2 separate regions of the Homo sapiens genome follow, and region 1 is linked to region 2. The links are chromatin loops, found by intact Hi-C in ENCODE. Cell type or tissue: natural killer cell. All regions are shown on one strand.

Evidence for each region. Peaks named below come from ENCODE experiments on the same cell type or tissue, not always from the same donor. Only the 100,000 strongest peaks of a DNase experiment are listed, where the experiment ranks them.
Region 1: it touches region 2 in a loop (2.1-fold over the local background); 44 of 110 quality-filtered maps call a loop at or near these places.

The regions. Positions count from the first base shown.
Region 1 is chr5:91,080,753-91,088,752 of GRCh38, reverse strand. All of the region lies in intron 86 of ADGRV1 (adhesion G protein-coupled receptor V1), which reads right to left. Among named protein-coding and RNA genes, the nearest start is that of LUCAT1, 230 kb to the left of the region's middle. In natural killer cell, no CTCF peak of the experiment used is centred here; no DNase peak of the experiment used is centred here; H3K27me3 peaks cover 269 bases.
Region 2 is chr5:90,936,567-90,944,566 of GRCh38, reverse strand. The region is part of intron 83 of ADGRV1 (adhesion G protein-coupled receptor V1); the gene reads right to left. Among named protein-coding and RNA genes, the nearest start is that of LUCAT1, 370 kb to the left of the region's middle. In natural killer cell, no CTCF peak of the experiment used is centred here; a DNase peak (open chromatin) is centred at 3,786; H3K27ac peaks cover 832 bases.

The sequences.
Region 1 (8,000 bases), 140 kb before region 2:
TTAATGGTTAAACTGGTTCACAGGTGTGTCTGATATTATTAGCAAATATATGGTAGATATTAGAGCTTCTTTTTGCCCCAGGCTCATAACTACATGCTTCCATTTTTCTTTTTAAGAGTAGAAGCATCAGAATCTTATTTAACTCTGGGTACTATGAGTTTGACATTAATAGTTTAAGACTAATGAATGAGCAGCCATACAGTTTTTTGGTCACTATGCTTCCTAAGCTTCCCAAATGGAGCTATTTCCACTATTCAATTTCATGTTTAATAAACTAGGCAGATCTTGCTACATTCTTGTTTTGTTTCCATGCACTTATTTTTTTACCGGGTGGAGTTTGTCCAGTTACAAAGTCTGTGAAAGATGTTTGTAAAAAAAATTTTTTTTCATGGTAGCAAAGCAGCTTTAATATAACCATGGATTAAATATTTATTTGCAAATACTCTGGCATTGGGGGAAAAAGATGGGGAGAAGGAAATCACATGTCTTGGAGATTGTATAATTCAATGAGTATAAGAATCAAATGATGTTTATTTCAATTACTTATTAATTTATAAGTATTCTGTTTTACAGTCTCTATAAAATTGTACAACAGAGCTTTATGTAACTATGCAACACATTTAAATTTTTCCTATAAGCAAATTTCCACTTCTTCCTTGAAGTTGATGAATCCTAATTGTAAATCACATTATTTGCCTTCTCGAAGGCTATTTATGATAAAATTTAAAGCTTGCCTCTGTCAAATTCAATTAAAAGAAAAAGATCTCTTTTGAATATAAGCCCTCAGCCAATTAAATGTTAAAAAATGCACTGAGGTTAAAAAATATGACTGGGTGGAATTTATTCACAAAAAAAGGCAGAATGATTAAAAGCATGGACTCTGGAACCAGGCTACTTGAGGGCCTTCACTAGCTGTGTGACCTTGTATTAGTTACTTAACTGCTCTGAGGCTCAATTTCCTCATCTGTAAATTGAATATACTATTAGTGCCTCCCAAATAAGGTTTTGTGGATTGTGAGGATTTATTGGTTGAAAAGTGGAACACTTCGAACAGTTCCAGATAAACTTTGGCTGCTGTTTGTTATTCAAGAAATATATTTCTTCAGCATCAAAATGTATTAGATAAAATGTGATAGATAAAATGTTGAATTACATCTGGATCTGCTCTCAATGATTATATACATTCACTTCGGGAGGCCGAGGCAGGTGGATCACCTCAGGTCAGGAGTGCAAGACCAGCCTGGTCAACATGGTGAAAGCCCATCTCTACCATAAAAAAAAAAAAAAAATTAGCCGGGCACAGTGGTGCATGCCTGCAGTCTCAGCTACTTGGGAGGCTGAGGCAGGAGAATCGCTTGAACTCGGGAGGCGGAGGTTGCAGTGAGCCAAGATCAAGTCGAGTGCACTGTACTCCAGCCTGGGCGACAGAGTGAGACTCCGTCTCAAAAAACAAAAAACAACAACAAAAAGATTATATAGTTGTGCATATTACATATATATTTGTATATACCCTATAAGAAAAGGTAGGAGATAAGTATTATAAGAGAGATTTATAAAAGTTACATAAAAATTCAGGGAAAACAAGAGGTTCTTCCTATTGATGATTATCAGGGAACTTTGGGGAAAGAAGAAAGAATTTTGGCTGGGCCATGAAGATGGGCCATATTTGAACATACAAATATTGAGGCAAAGGCAGTGAGAGCAGCATAAAGAGAGGCAAAAAGCAAATGCATAAATTACTGTAAGTTGTTCCTTTTGGCTGGTGTTAAAGGTTCCCATGAAGGTGAGTAACGAGATGTTTGTAGCACTAGGTCATGAAGGAATATTGAGGGCCAGGTTAAACAATACATAATTACTTTACAGAAAAATGGAGTGCCATTTTAAATTTCGGAGAAGAGGTGTGGCATATTCACATAGCTTAAACTCACAGGAAAGAAAATAGGTTGGTGGAGAGAATGCTAGAGGCAGGGACACCAGTTAGGGAAGGATTGCTGTGGTCTCAGTAATGAAGGCCTGAGGTAGGGGAATGGCATAGGAGTGGCCCCTGCAATGTAATGAAGGGGTAGGCACAGAAATTTAGAGACAGAATCTCTAGTAGTACCCTCAAATCAGAAAAGAGTAAGAGAGCTTAAAAATATACAGATTGTGGGACTTCATCACCAGAGATTCTAATTTAGTAAGTCTATAGTGAGACTCATCAAACCATAATTTCTGAAAGCATAAGCAATTCTGATGATCAGTTAGTTTGACAGCCACTCATCTGAGAGTATGAGTATGAAGTGAAAGAAATTACCCTAGCTTTTAGGTTAGGAAAACCAGAAAAAGTATCAAGAGGAAGAAGAAAAGAAAGGAGTGAAAGAATAACACTGAGATCAGAGCAATTAGGATAAGGCAGAGGAGCAAAGTTGATGACAATATCTGTACATCTTAAGGACAAGCGATCAGAGAGAAACCCAAGTGAATGTATCCAAAAGACATTTGAAAATGTGAGCTTATATTTGGAGAGAGAAGTTAGGCTCAAGTTGATAGATCTGAAAATTATCACTATGATATAAAAAATGCAAAGGCAATCCCTGGAAAATACATATACTTCAGAGTTTTCAGGCATAAGAAGAAAGGGCTATGACCTGGGAGTTAGCAGGAAAATACTTGTAAAAGAATAGGGTGTCGTGAAAACCAAGAGAGATGGACTTTTCAAGGAAGGCTGGTTATCAGTACTGATTTCTACAGAAGAATTGAAGGATATGCAGATGAGAAGAGTGGTCAGTGGATTTGGTGTCCAACGTTATGAGTGATGAAAGAAAGAGAATAAGCAAGGTACTCTGAAGGCTTAACTGTGAACACAAGGTGATGAGAACAGGCAACTTGTATGAACTACTCTTCAAGAGTAGTTGTTGGTTAAAGAAAGAAGAGAGGCAGGGCAGTAATTTGATAAAGCAGCGGCATTACGAGTAAGCTCTTCTAGGCAGTGTAAAGTGATACATATTTCTAGATGGACAAGAAAGACCTACAGGAGAGAGAAATATTTAAGATGTGAGGCAGTTGTGGAAAATTCAATGAAACAAGTTCCAAGAGTAGGAAAAACAGATGAAAGGCACAATTGGGAGAGCTGGCTTTGGTGAGAATGAGCTACTTACTTTCTCATCTAAGATGAAACGAAAAATGGCAAAGAAGAGAGACGGCAAAGAGAAATGATCAGAGAACATAAGGAAAGTCGTGTGAGATAACAGCATGTTGTTTTCATGTCTTGACTAGACAGTGAGGATAGAATGTATAAAACACAGACTTCAGGGCAGTAGAATCTGTTTCAAAGATCGCTTAAGACTTATCAATTAAAAATAATCCAAAGGATGTCTCAGAAGCAGAGATGGCTTAGTTAAGAGTACTTATAATAAATAAGTATCCGTTACAGAGTAGCACTAATTGGCTGACAAAAGAGAACTGTGTGGCATAGAGTGGGTTGGTGATTGGCAAAATTTCCTTTTTTCTATATATATGTGTGTATACATATATAATATTTTTTAACTGTACTTAAAGTTCTAGGGTACATGTGCACAACGTGCAGGTTTGTTACATAGGTATACATGTGCCATGTTGGTTTGCTGCACCCATCAACTCATCATTTACATTAGGTATTTCTCCTAATGCTATCCTTCCTGCAGCCCCCCATTTCATGACAGGCCCCGGTGTGTGATGTTCCCCACCCTGTGTCCAAGTGTTCTCGTTGTTCAACTTCCACCTATAAGTGAGAACATGTGGTGTTTGCTTTTCTGTCCTTGTGATAGTTTGCTGAGAATGATGGTTTCCAGCTTCATCCATGTCCCCACAAAGGACATGAACTCATCCTTTTTTATGTCTGCATAGTATTCCATGGTGTATATGTGCCACATTTTCTTAATCCAGTCTATCATTGTTGGACATTTGGGTTGGTTCCAAGTCTTTGCTATTGTGAATAGTGCCTCAATAAACATATGTGTGCATGTGTCTTCATAGTAGCATGATTTATAATCCTTCGGGTATATACCCAGTAATGGGATCGCTGGGTCAAATGGTATTTCTAGTTTTAGATCCTTGAGGAATCACCACACTGTCTTCCACAATGGTTGAACTAATTTACACTCCCACCAGCAGTGTAAAAGCGTTCCTATTTCTCCACATCCTCTCCAGCACCTGTTCTTTCCTGACTTTTTAATGATCGCCATTCTAACTGGCGTGAGATGGTATTTCACTGTGGTTTTGATTTGCATTTCTCTAATGACCAGTGATGATGAGCATTTTTTCATGTGCCTGTTGGCCACATAAATGTCTTCTTTTGAGAAATGTCTGTTCATATCCTTTGCCCACTTTTTGATGGGGTTGTTTGTTTTTTTCTTATAAATTTGTTTAAGTTCTTTGTAGATTCTGGATATTAGCTCTTTGTCAGATGGGTGGATTGCAAAATTTTTCTCCTATTCTGTAGGTTGGGTGATTGGCAAAATTTCTTAAGGAGGAAGCCAAGCTAGTGAGGAAATCAGGGGGGCTGGTGAAAATATCCTTAACAGTTCCAATCTGAGGTTCCAGATTGTATTTTTCAAGAACAACTAAGGGTGGAAGGAAGGGAGGTTACAATGAGGATGAAGAACAAGTAGGAGTAAGAAACCGGCAGAAGGGGACAGAAAGATGGTGTCTTCAGAGAGATGTGGAGAGGAAAATGGTGGCCTGGGAAGAGAGAAGATCATAAGAAATGGTAACCACAGTAACATGAATAGGAAAATGATGGTATAAGCAAAAAACACAGATTCGAAAATAGGAAAAATTATTTTGTAAAACAATATTTATTTCTCTCATGTTGCCCAAGCCAGAATGCAGTGGCTATTCACAAGCACACTCACAGTGCACTACAGTCTTGAACTCCTGGGCTCCAGTGATCATCTCACCTCAGCCACCTGAGTAGCTGGGACTATATGTGCATGCCACTGTACCCAGCAAAAGAAATTATTAAGCAGGGACATAGTGGCCTTGAAGTACAAAATATGTGAAGAACAAAAATATTTCTGACATCTTATTAGAGGAGTGATCTTTAGCAACTGACTGCAAGGAAAGTGATACTTAATGAGGCAGGCTATTTCAGTTATGCTAAAGCAACTGAGAGAGTACTTCTGTGAGGATCAAAGTTTGTTACCGCCTCTGGCCCAGTGATATTCACACTTCACCTTTAATATGGTATACTTTTCTCTGAAAACAAAAAACAAAAAACAAAAAACAACATATTGTAAAAACGTCACTTTCTTCTATTCACTTGAGTTTTATAATATGTAAACTGTTGAGTACAGCATTAGATCATGGGTATTGTGCTAACCATTAATTTTTTTTCTTTTTATTATTATACTTTAAGTTCTAGGGTACATGTGCACAACATGCAGGTTTGTTACATATGTATACATGTGCCATGTTGGTGTGCTGCACCCATTAACTCGTCATTTACATTAGGTATATCTCCTAATGCTATCCCTCCCCCATCCCCCCTACCCCATGACAGGCCCCAGTGTGTGATGTCCCCCTTCCTGTGTCCAAGTGTTCTCATTGTTCAATTCCCATCTATGAGTGAGAACATGCGGTGTTTGGTTTTCTGTCCTTGCGACACTTTGCTGAGAATGATGGCTAACCATTCATTTTTAAAGAAATTTATGATTCAATTGCTAATTCCCCAAATTACCTTTCCCTACTTCCTGTTTCTCTAGTACTGGTAAACCCATTTTCCTTTATTTCCGGATCTCCTCTTTAATAATGTACCAGTTGATTCATGTAATTAAAGTATGATCATACAAAGGATTGTAGACTATATATTTCCTTAAAGAACTATGTAGGCACTGAATCATAAATTAGAGGTAACTTTAAATAATGAAAATAACAACAAATAATACATGGAAAAAGTTGCAAACCAAGAATGGAAATACAGGTAAGAACCTGGGAGAGAGAGCCATAGTGTGTTACAGTATCACCATGTTGATACCAACTAAAGTGGCTCATAGACGAGGTTGAGAGAGAAACACAGTGCTTTCGTTGCCATACTTATTCCAAGATAAAACAGCCTCAAAAATTTTTTCTACTCTCTAGTCAAGTTTTATACATACTATTTCTGAATACAAATCTTAGAGAGATACATTTTAAAAAATCGGTAACTGTATTTTCATTACCCAAGAGTAGAATGGAAGACTTCGGTCATCCATTTTTTAAAAAGTGCTCTTTTAAAAATGCTCTGTAAAAAAAATTTTAAAAATTAGCTGGTCATGGTAGCACGTGTTTATAGTCCTGGCTACTCGGGAGCCCAAAGTGGGAGTATCTCTTGAGCCCAGGAGATTGAAGCTGCAGGGAGCTATGATTGTGCCACGGCACTCCATCCTGGGCAATACAGTAAGACTCTGTCTCAGAAAAAAAATAGGATCTGCCAGGAAAATTAAAATTTATTATTAATTTGGAGAACAATGGCAAGGAAATAGATAGGAAACTTACTTAGCCTGAATACAAAACTGATAAACAATGGGAATGTTTCATTAATTCTCTGGGTCAAACATGGTATGGCATGGCAGTGATATGCACATGTCAATAAGAGATGCCAGCCACATTAAGGGTTAAAGAGTGTGCAACACACCTAAACAACAACATCTTTGTTACCCTCAGATATTAGCTTTAAGTGTGTATCACATTAGCATATCTTCCACTAACACCTTACTGAAGCCTATTTATCATGGGTATCAAGATGGAAATTAGTTTCAATTCTATTCCGTCTCCTCTCTCATCACCATAAGTGATGAACTCAGCAAGCAACAGTGAATTTAGTTGTGCTATTTAAGTCAAGTTTTATCAGAAGTCATATCACTTTTAGGTGGCAGCACTAGTTAAGTATGGTTAGGACATTAAAGACTATGTGGAGAAGTAGTGAATATTTATTTTATTTTTTAAATTTTTATTTATTTATTTACTTTTGAGACAGAGTTTCACTCTTGTTGCTCAGGCTGAAGTACAATGGCATGATCTTGGCTCACTGCAACCTCTGCCTCCCGGGTTCAAGACATTTTCCTGCCTCAGCCTCCCAAGTAGCTGGGATTACAGGCGTCTGCCACCATGCCCGGCTAATTTTTGTATTTTTTGTAGAGACGGGGTTTCACACTATGTTGGCCAGGCTGGTCTCGAACTCCTGACCTCAGATGATTCACCTGCCTCGGCCTCTCAAAGTGCTGGGATTACGGGCGTGAGTCACCATGCCCAGCTCCTGATTTTTTCCTTTTATTCTATAGCCTAATGATTGTCATTAGATGATTTTATGACATGGCCAATTTTGCTTTTTAGAATGCTTCAGTGTGGAATGGGGATAGACAAGAATTGAACAATATTGGTCTCAAGACAGCTGTAATAGTCTAAGGATGAGATGATGGGAGACATCACCAAGGTGCTATGGACTGAATTGTTTCCTCCATCCCCCAAATTTGTATGTCGAAGCCCTAACTCCCAATGCAATGGTATTTGGAGATGAGGCCTTCAGGAGGTAATAATCTCATGAAGGTGGAGCCCCCATGATGGAATTAGTGTCCTTATAAGAAGAGACATGAGAGGGTTCTCTCTCATCCATGAGAGGAGAGAGCAAAATGTCCATGCAAGCCTCGCCAGGACCTGAATCAGCTGACGCCTTGATCTTGGACTTCCAGTCTCTGGAACTGTGACAAATAAATGTCTGTTGTTTAGGACACCCAGTCTATGGTATTTTGTATGGCAGCCTGAGCTAATACACCAGGCAAAATCATGAAGAAAGGGAGGGGAACATTTGAGAGATATTGATGAAGTGTAGAGAAGAAAGGAGTTACATATCTGACTGCATTCTGTACCAATTACATATTGAAAGGGTTCTTATACTAATAAAAATACTAACACATATTGAGGACTTAGTATGTTTCAGGAACTATACTAAATACTTATATGAATTAAAATTTTATCTTTCACACAACTGTACGAAATTAAATAGT
Region 2 (8,000 bases):
TCCAGTTTATATAATCTCTAGTGTATTTACTACATAACACAGAATGAGTGTTTACTATACTTAATCAGAATATACAACCTTGGTTATCTCTTTTATAATTCTCTCTTCAAAACCAGGCAAACCAATTGGTATTTCAATGTCATGTGTTTATTTTTTCCTCTTTTTCTTCAAGTAGGACCTAAAGGGAAGGTACAGTACAATCATCATAATAAAAAAATGTATACATGTAAATGCCTGCTGCCCTGATTCACAGAGCAACTTGGGGTCACTGGGCATCTGTAAAAAACAGAGTCACATACTACTGGAACTGCAAAATACCTTAAAGACTAGCAATTCCAACCCCATTATTTCATCAATGAAGACAATTAGCCAGAGGGAAAAAAGATTACTTAATGTACTAAATAAATACTTTTTGGTTAGCTTTTAGGTATCAAAAATTATCCAGGCATTGAGTATATAGAAATGAATAAAATGGACTTAAAGCTTGCCTTCATAGAATTCCCATGTTAGAAAGATAAACCAACAAATTAATATATAACTACAAATATAGTAAATACAATAAAGATAATTTAAAAAGGGGGTTGGTACTGGGTTGAATAGTGCCCCCCCTACACCTCAATTCATGTATACCTGGAACCTTAGAAGTTGACTTTATTTGGAAATAGAATCTTTGCAGACGTCATTAGATAAAATGAGGTCTTGCAGAAGTGAGGTGGGTTCTAAATCCAATGACTGATGTTCTTATAAGAAGGCCATGTGAAGAGACCCAGACACACACAGGGAAGAAGGCCATGTGACCACAAAGGAAGGGGTAGGAATGTTGCAGCTGCAAGCCAAGGCACACTAAGGATTGCTGGGAACCACCAGCAGCTAGAAGGAGGCCAGGAAGGATTCTTCCCTACTTTTTAGATGGAGGATGCTGCTGGAAACATCTTGAATTTGGACATGTAACCACCCAGTTTACGGTAATTTGTTACATTAGCCCAAGGAAACTGATAGAAGCTCCACTTTAGATGGGAAGGTCATGGAAGGCCTCTCTGAGGAAGTGACATTTTAGCTGTGATCTTAAGGACAAGAAGGTGAGGGTCAGGTAAAGGTGAAGAGAGAGATTATGCAGGTCAGGGAACACAGCTTGTGCCACAGCCCCAAGATAAGGAAGAATGTGCCAGGTTCAAGAAGGTGTGTGATCTGTCCAAGGTCATAAGGCCAGGAAGTAGCAAAATTGGGACTTGATTCCAAGTCTTCTGATTGTAAGATGAGTGGTTAAAGCTTTTCTCACTACATCCCATATCTCAGAAGAACCTTAAGAACTAACCAACCCACCCACCCACCCCTTACTGTTCAATTTTCTGAGCAATTACAAGTGAAGTTGTAGAGGCACCACCACTGGCTAGAGGCAGGTGGTGCAGATATTGTGGACAAAAAATACTTTTATGAGAGACAGGGAAAGGCCAGCTTTAAAGAACTACAATCTGTCCCCCTAGCCAAAGCACCCTAAAGAACACATGTGACAGCCAGTTTAGTCAGTCATCAAATCTTGCTGATTACTTATTTAAATGTCTTCCTAACTCTTCATTGCAGAAGGGGCAGAAAAGGCTTCCTGGAGTCTATGACTTGGGTCCACAGGTCTTTTCCATTCAAAATCACCAATAGGTAACCACTGTGATAACCTTCCTAAAGTATTCATCATTATCTCTGGCCTGACTAAAAAGCTCCAAGACTCCCTTTTCCTACATAGTTATGGGTGTAGTTTAAAATCTGCCTCAAAATGGGTTTTGTTTGATTTGCCTAGTGTTTTAAAAATCCAGGTACTTCACACAATCGTTCAGATAATCAATTTCTCTTGAAAAATAAGAAGTCCTTGCCATAAGGAATGATTAGGTGGAGGTAAATAATGGCTTCCTCTTAGGGCACATATTCACCTGTTACCACCCCTTTTGCCAGTCCCTAGAGCCTCGCTGAAGTAGCTTCTCTGGCCCCAGAAGGCATTTGGGTTTTTAATCCCTGATCTAGAAAAAGATTAACTTTACAATCTTTAACCTGACCCCACTGTATCTGTAAACTTAAGCTTCTCACTAGTCTCAAACTCAGAACCCACTATTAACCCTGAGAAACTCTCCAATCTTCCATAACTATTTCATACTATTCCCTCTCCTCTCTCCTTTCAGCCAATGGGACCCCTCTTCCAGGGAATAACTCAAGTTATAGCCTTTTCCAAATACACCTAGTCCACTGTTTTTCCAGAATTAACTCCTTATTGTGTCTGCCTCTTAAGAGTTTTCTTAATTGATTACTACCTGGCATTGTTAGTTTATTGTCCAGTACATAAGTTTCTTCAAAGATTATGGGATCATCATAAACTCACTTGCTATCATCTTAGCACTCTGAAGCTACAGTACAGATTAGCTTTCATAAAATATTTGGCCAATGTACGGTGTCAATGAGTCGACAACTAAGAAAAAGTGGCTAGTTAACAATGCAAATTATTCACTTTTGGTTTAGATAAGATAGGCTTCTTGTACAACCTCTTATTTCTGGACAATTCCTTACCCCATGGGTATCTACCAAAGAGTGAGGAGGAATAAAGAACATGGTTTTCTTGCAAATTGCTCCAATATAAGGCTTTGTGAGAAGAAAAATTGAAACCGATGTCTAAAATAAGATTATTAGATTATTCAGGTTTTTCATGACTACAATTACCACGGAAAATTTAAAATCAATTGTATCATCACATATTGACTTCCAAAGTCATTACAATATTATGAGTTAATTCTGGATAGCATCTACTAAATGAAACATCAACATACACGCCTAACTTAGCTGTGGGTTTTATTTCATATGCACCTGAACTCAACTGGTGAGAATCTACCCTAAAGTTGCTGAATCTTCAAATTCCTAAGGATGTCTGCATGGCAGAGTGTTTGTGTTAAACATTTCTCCCAGTTTTGTCTCCAGTCCCTGTATTTTTGGTTGGGGGATGGGGTTGGCAGTGACTCCTAGAGTGAAAACCATCCAGCAGGTTTTAAATAGTTTTGGATTGCTGCCTAGTAGTAGTAAACCCTGAAATTAATGAGACAGAACTGATTTGACAATGATGAGCTTGAAAGATACCAGAAGACCTATAATCACCTTCTTGCCCACTCAATTTAACTCATTCTTAAAAGTCATTCTCATTTTAAAAAATGGCTATTTGTATTTTAAATATTCACATGACTGATCATATAATGTTAATCAATTTGACTGCCTTTACTTAAGAAAGTCTTTTGTAACTTTAATTTTCACCAGGTGTTATAAAAGATATCCTGTCTCTATTTATTTAGAGCAAATGGAGTTTCTTTATGCACATTCTACAATATTGTAACTAGATATCGTTTTGAAGGAGTTTTATTTGCTTTGGATGGTGTTATCTGCTTAGACTTTTTTTTTTTTAAGTACTTTTCCTTGCCATGATCTTAGAAATTCTCTAAAAGCTGGTTTTGTTTTCATTTTTTTCTCAGGAAATGTCCAAAACTAAGGATGCTATTTTACCAGTATCCACATTCAGTTCTAAATGGGAGGGGGGAAAAAAGCAAATCTCAGGAGGGGAAATGCAAAAAGCACTGCTGTAGCACAAACAGCTACTTCTGTGTCTCCTTCACAGAAGAATAAGAAGTTTGTGAAAACATTAGGCCTATAACCACACAGTTAAATTACATCCTCTAAATGGCCTTTACAGTGAACCTGAGAAATGAGGCAGTGGCTGAATGTAATTCCCCTCTGAGTGTGAATGCTCCTCCTTCCTGTGCTGGTCCCACCTCTTTTCTCTGTGTCACTACTAACTAGTGCCGGTTCAAACTGGCTGGCTCCAGCCTTTGCAGCATCCTTTCTCTCCTTCTGTGGGCTTTTGTTTGAGTTATAACAGAGCAAGGCTTTTTGCTTCCATGCAGTTTGTGAAATTAATCCACAAACTGAAAAACATCACAGTATATCACTCAATAATTTATTATTGACCTGGTTACCTGAAAAAAATACCTGGTACAAAACACCACCCTATTTATACCCAGTGCATATATGTTTACAATTAAACAGAGCATTGTACTGAAACTCAGCCAACTCACCTGTATAAAGTCCCATTGCTGGCAATGGCCAAGTATGGAATAAGAAGCAGCAGCAACAAAATCATGGATGATTCATAAATTCACAGTAAATGCCAACCATACCTGGCCTTTTGACTTAGCTTGGATTCTTAGTGAACACTAGATAGTAACACAGATAATATATTTTCTCTTTGTGGAATAGTTTGAACACTGAGTGTGCTCTTGTATTTCACAAAATCAAAGCAACTCATATTTTGGTTACAAGACAGAATCAGATTTATATCCAAGTCCTCAAAAGACAGTCAGTGAGGGGAGGTAGATTCTTAGCCTGAAATAACTGCAGTTCTTTTACTGCTCTGCTAGTCTGCAATAAATGCTAGGAGCTGTTTACAGGAACAGTTCTTCAGAAGAAAACAAGTCGACAATGCATTTTGAAGGCCTAAGGAAAATAAGAAGACCAAGTTATATGCTTGAGAAAACACGTTATTTCTGAACTATGTGAAGATATGAGGCTAGGTAAGAATGACAGGAACTTCTTACATGGAGAACTCTAAAATGGCATCAGGTTTGAAGGACAACATATATATGTCTAATCTCTCTTAATCTCTCCAGGAAATCAGATTATTGTCTATTTTCCACATGAGGCCACAGAGAATAATGGTCTAACTTACAGGGCTTTTCTAAGGTTCACATAAGAGTAGGACAAGAAAGTGTTTAAAAACCTGGAAATCACTATTCAAGTATCAGGTATTATTATTTTAAAGTCAAGTAAAAAAAAGCAATTCTGCCACCTGTACAGCATCTAAATTTTCCCCTAAAAGGTTGTTTATGAATTCTAAATATTATTCCCAGATGAAGAGAGACTCTTTATCCTAAGTTATCATTTTTTCCCATTTGCTTTCATAGTACTTTATATCCTTGTCATTTAGAGCATTTTATTTACAGTAACATTAATCCACAAATATCTTCACAAAGCAGAAGAAATTCAAATTGCATGGAAAGTCAGCTGTGAGCCTAGAGTGGAATTCACATTTCCTGACCTTCAGTTTAGTGTTCCATCTGTTAGGCGCTGGTATTTGAATAATGAACTCAAATTAACCTAATCGTCATTGCTCAAAAATTCATTAATCACAGCAGCAGATCAGAACAAAATGTGTAAGTCAGTGAAAACTAATACCCTAAAACTGCTTTTAAGAGTGATTTCTCACACAGCTACCTAATTAATGAGAGAAACTCTAATCTGTATCTTGTATCTAATTAAATATGGGCCCCTTCTTTGATTATGTTTTAAAATGTAACTTTGAGGTTTAAACTGACAATGTGCTTCCCTTTCATTGCTTTAGTTTAACTTTGTTTTCAAAGCTGGAAGAAGTGAACATGTTTTCTAAAACTGGCACCTTTGATTGATAGACAAATAAAACAGATTATCAGTCTTCTCCTGTGCTTATTTTATCTTAAATCCATAACAATAACATTAGAATAACTGATAGTCTTCCACCAGCATAGATTTACTATCGAAAATAGAGAAACACAAGTATATATGTATGTGGTTAGGATTTCTTGTGGCAGGTTTCTAGAAATGTAATAAGAATAAAAGTGGCTTCCCCTAGATATACTTCCTGGGTTGAAAGATAACAAAAGCAGATCCTAGAATCATCACTTTACTTTTCCTACCAATACTTTGTAAAATAAACAATCCTAGAATTATACTTTCTTCAGTGTTTCAGTGATTAATAAAAACCCTCTCTGAGCAAAGCTATTATTAACAATAAGCTGGAATGTAGGTTCCAAGAGGGTAGAGATTTTATATGATCTGTCTGCTGTCATATATCCAGTGCATAGAGCAGTGCCTGGCATATAATAGGTGCTCAATAAAATATGTGTTGAGTGAAAGGGAGAGGGGAATTAAGCAGAGGTTCTGGCTGAGGGAGCACCATCATATCCAGACTAGATCACAGAAAGCTTTCATACAAGTATTCACTGGGGAAGTCTTTAAGTAATATCTTTTGGCACTCAAACATCGCCAGTCTCACTGTTATCTTTTCCCTCCAAAAAACCATACTTTTCAATGTTTATGGTAGTATATTGCATTAGGAAGTAAATTATAAGTAACAGCCAAACAGTTCTAAGATTAAGCCAATCTAAATAAGAATAGCTTCAAGTTAATTCAAAGTAAACTTTTCAGAGCCATGAGTACCAACATGGATGTAAGGAAAGAAAAGGTTGCTTTTGTCCTAATTGACATTAAAAACTATTGAATGACAGACAACTCCAAAAAATTTTTTTTTTATTTTCCCCTCTTACTCAACCAGGCTGTTTGGGACTCTCAGTTCAAGATGCACAATGAGTTCAAGCAGGAAAGTCCACTCTAAATACATACCAATGATGGATTAAAAAAATAAGGTTGGGGAGTAAAAATGATGCCAAGGACAAATACAAGCAAACATTTTTTGTGAACCAGAAACGGAACAAAAATCAAGACACTGGGCAGGTACAAATAAAAGGCAATTAATAAAATCAACAATTTGAACATAAATGCACTTTAGATAAAATTAACTTTATGAAACAATCTGACAAAGGTATTAAAAGAATATGCTAACAATGACCAGAAATTAATAAAGACAAAACCGTCAATAAAAACAATGAATTCATAAAATATACACAGTCAGAAGTGAAATAAGAATAGGTAAAGATGAAAAACACAAAGCTTAAAACTGAAAAAAATACAATCACTGGCCGGGCGCTGTGGCTCACGCCTGTAATCCCGCCACTTTGGGAGGCCAAGGCGGGCGGATCATGGGGTCAGAAGATCGAGACCAACCTGGCTAACACGGTGAAACCCCGTCTCTACTAAAAATACAAAAAATTAGCTGGGCGTGGTGGTGGGTGCCTGTAGTCCCAGCTACTTGGGAGGCTGAGGCAGGAGAACGGCGTGAACCCGGGAGGCGGAGCTTGCAGTGAGCCGCGATCACGCCACTGCACTCCAGCCTGGGCGACAGAGCTAGACTCCGTCTCAAAAAAAAAAAAAAAAAAAAATACAGTTACTGCAATTAAAAGATACAATAAATGGGATAACTTTAAACTGGGATCAAAGGGTGAATTAATGAAGGGGTAACAAAAACTAAGGAACTTACCCAGAATGCAGCACAGAAAGATAAGGCTTAAAATTATGATGTAATATTCATGCTACAGAAAAGACCTCCAACAAATCTTCCAGAAAAAGCGAATGAAGGAAATAGTAAAAGTATATGAAAAGTATTGCTGAGAATTTTCCAGAATTAAAGAAATACATAAGTCATTAGGTTGAAAGTACAAAGTACTAAGTAGAAAAAATAAGGATCAAATATATAAGGTTAAACCTAGATGAATATATATTGTAATGAAACTGGAGAATCTTAAAGTCTAGTAGAAGGAGAAAATACAAATTATCTACATTAGAATAATGGACTGACAATAAACTTCTTACTGGTTACAACAGATGGTAAGAAACAATGAAATGATATTTTCAAGGTGTTAAGGAAGTATAAGTATTAACCTAGAATTTTATACCCTGTCAACCTATTATATTATGCAAGATTGCAGGCAAAATAAAGACATTTTAGACATATTACATTTTTTATCCAATATTATTAAATTAGAAATCAATAATTAAAAAGTAGCAAAAAAACCATATGTTTAAGAAATTTTAAATGCACTTCTAAATTAATTCAAGGAATTAAAATAGAAATTATTAACTGTTTAGGACTAAATGACAGTGAAAAGCACTATATGCTAAAATTTGTTGGAAAGCAGCTACGGTGATACTTAAAGGTAAATTTAGACTTAATTGTATCTACAAAACAAAACTAAAATAAGATAATTTAATTTAAAAGCCAAGTAAAGATAAAAATATAAACATATTAGGTAGAAGAAAATAAATAATAA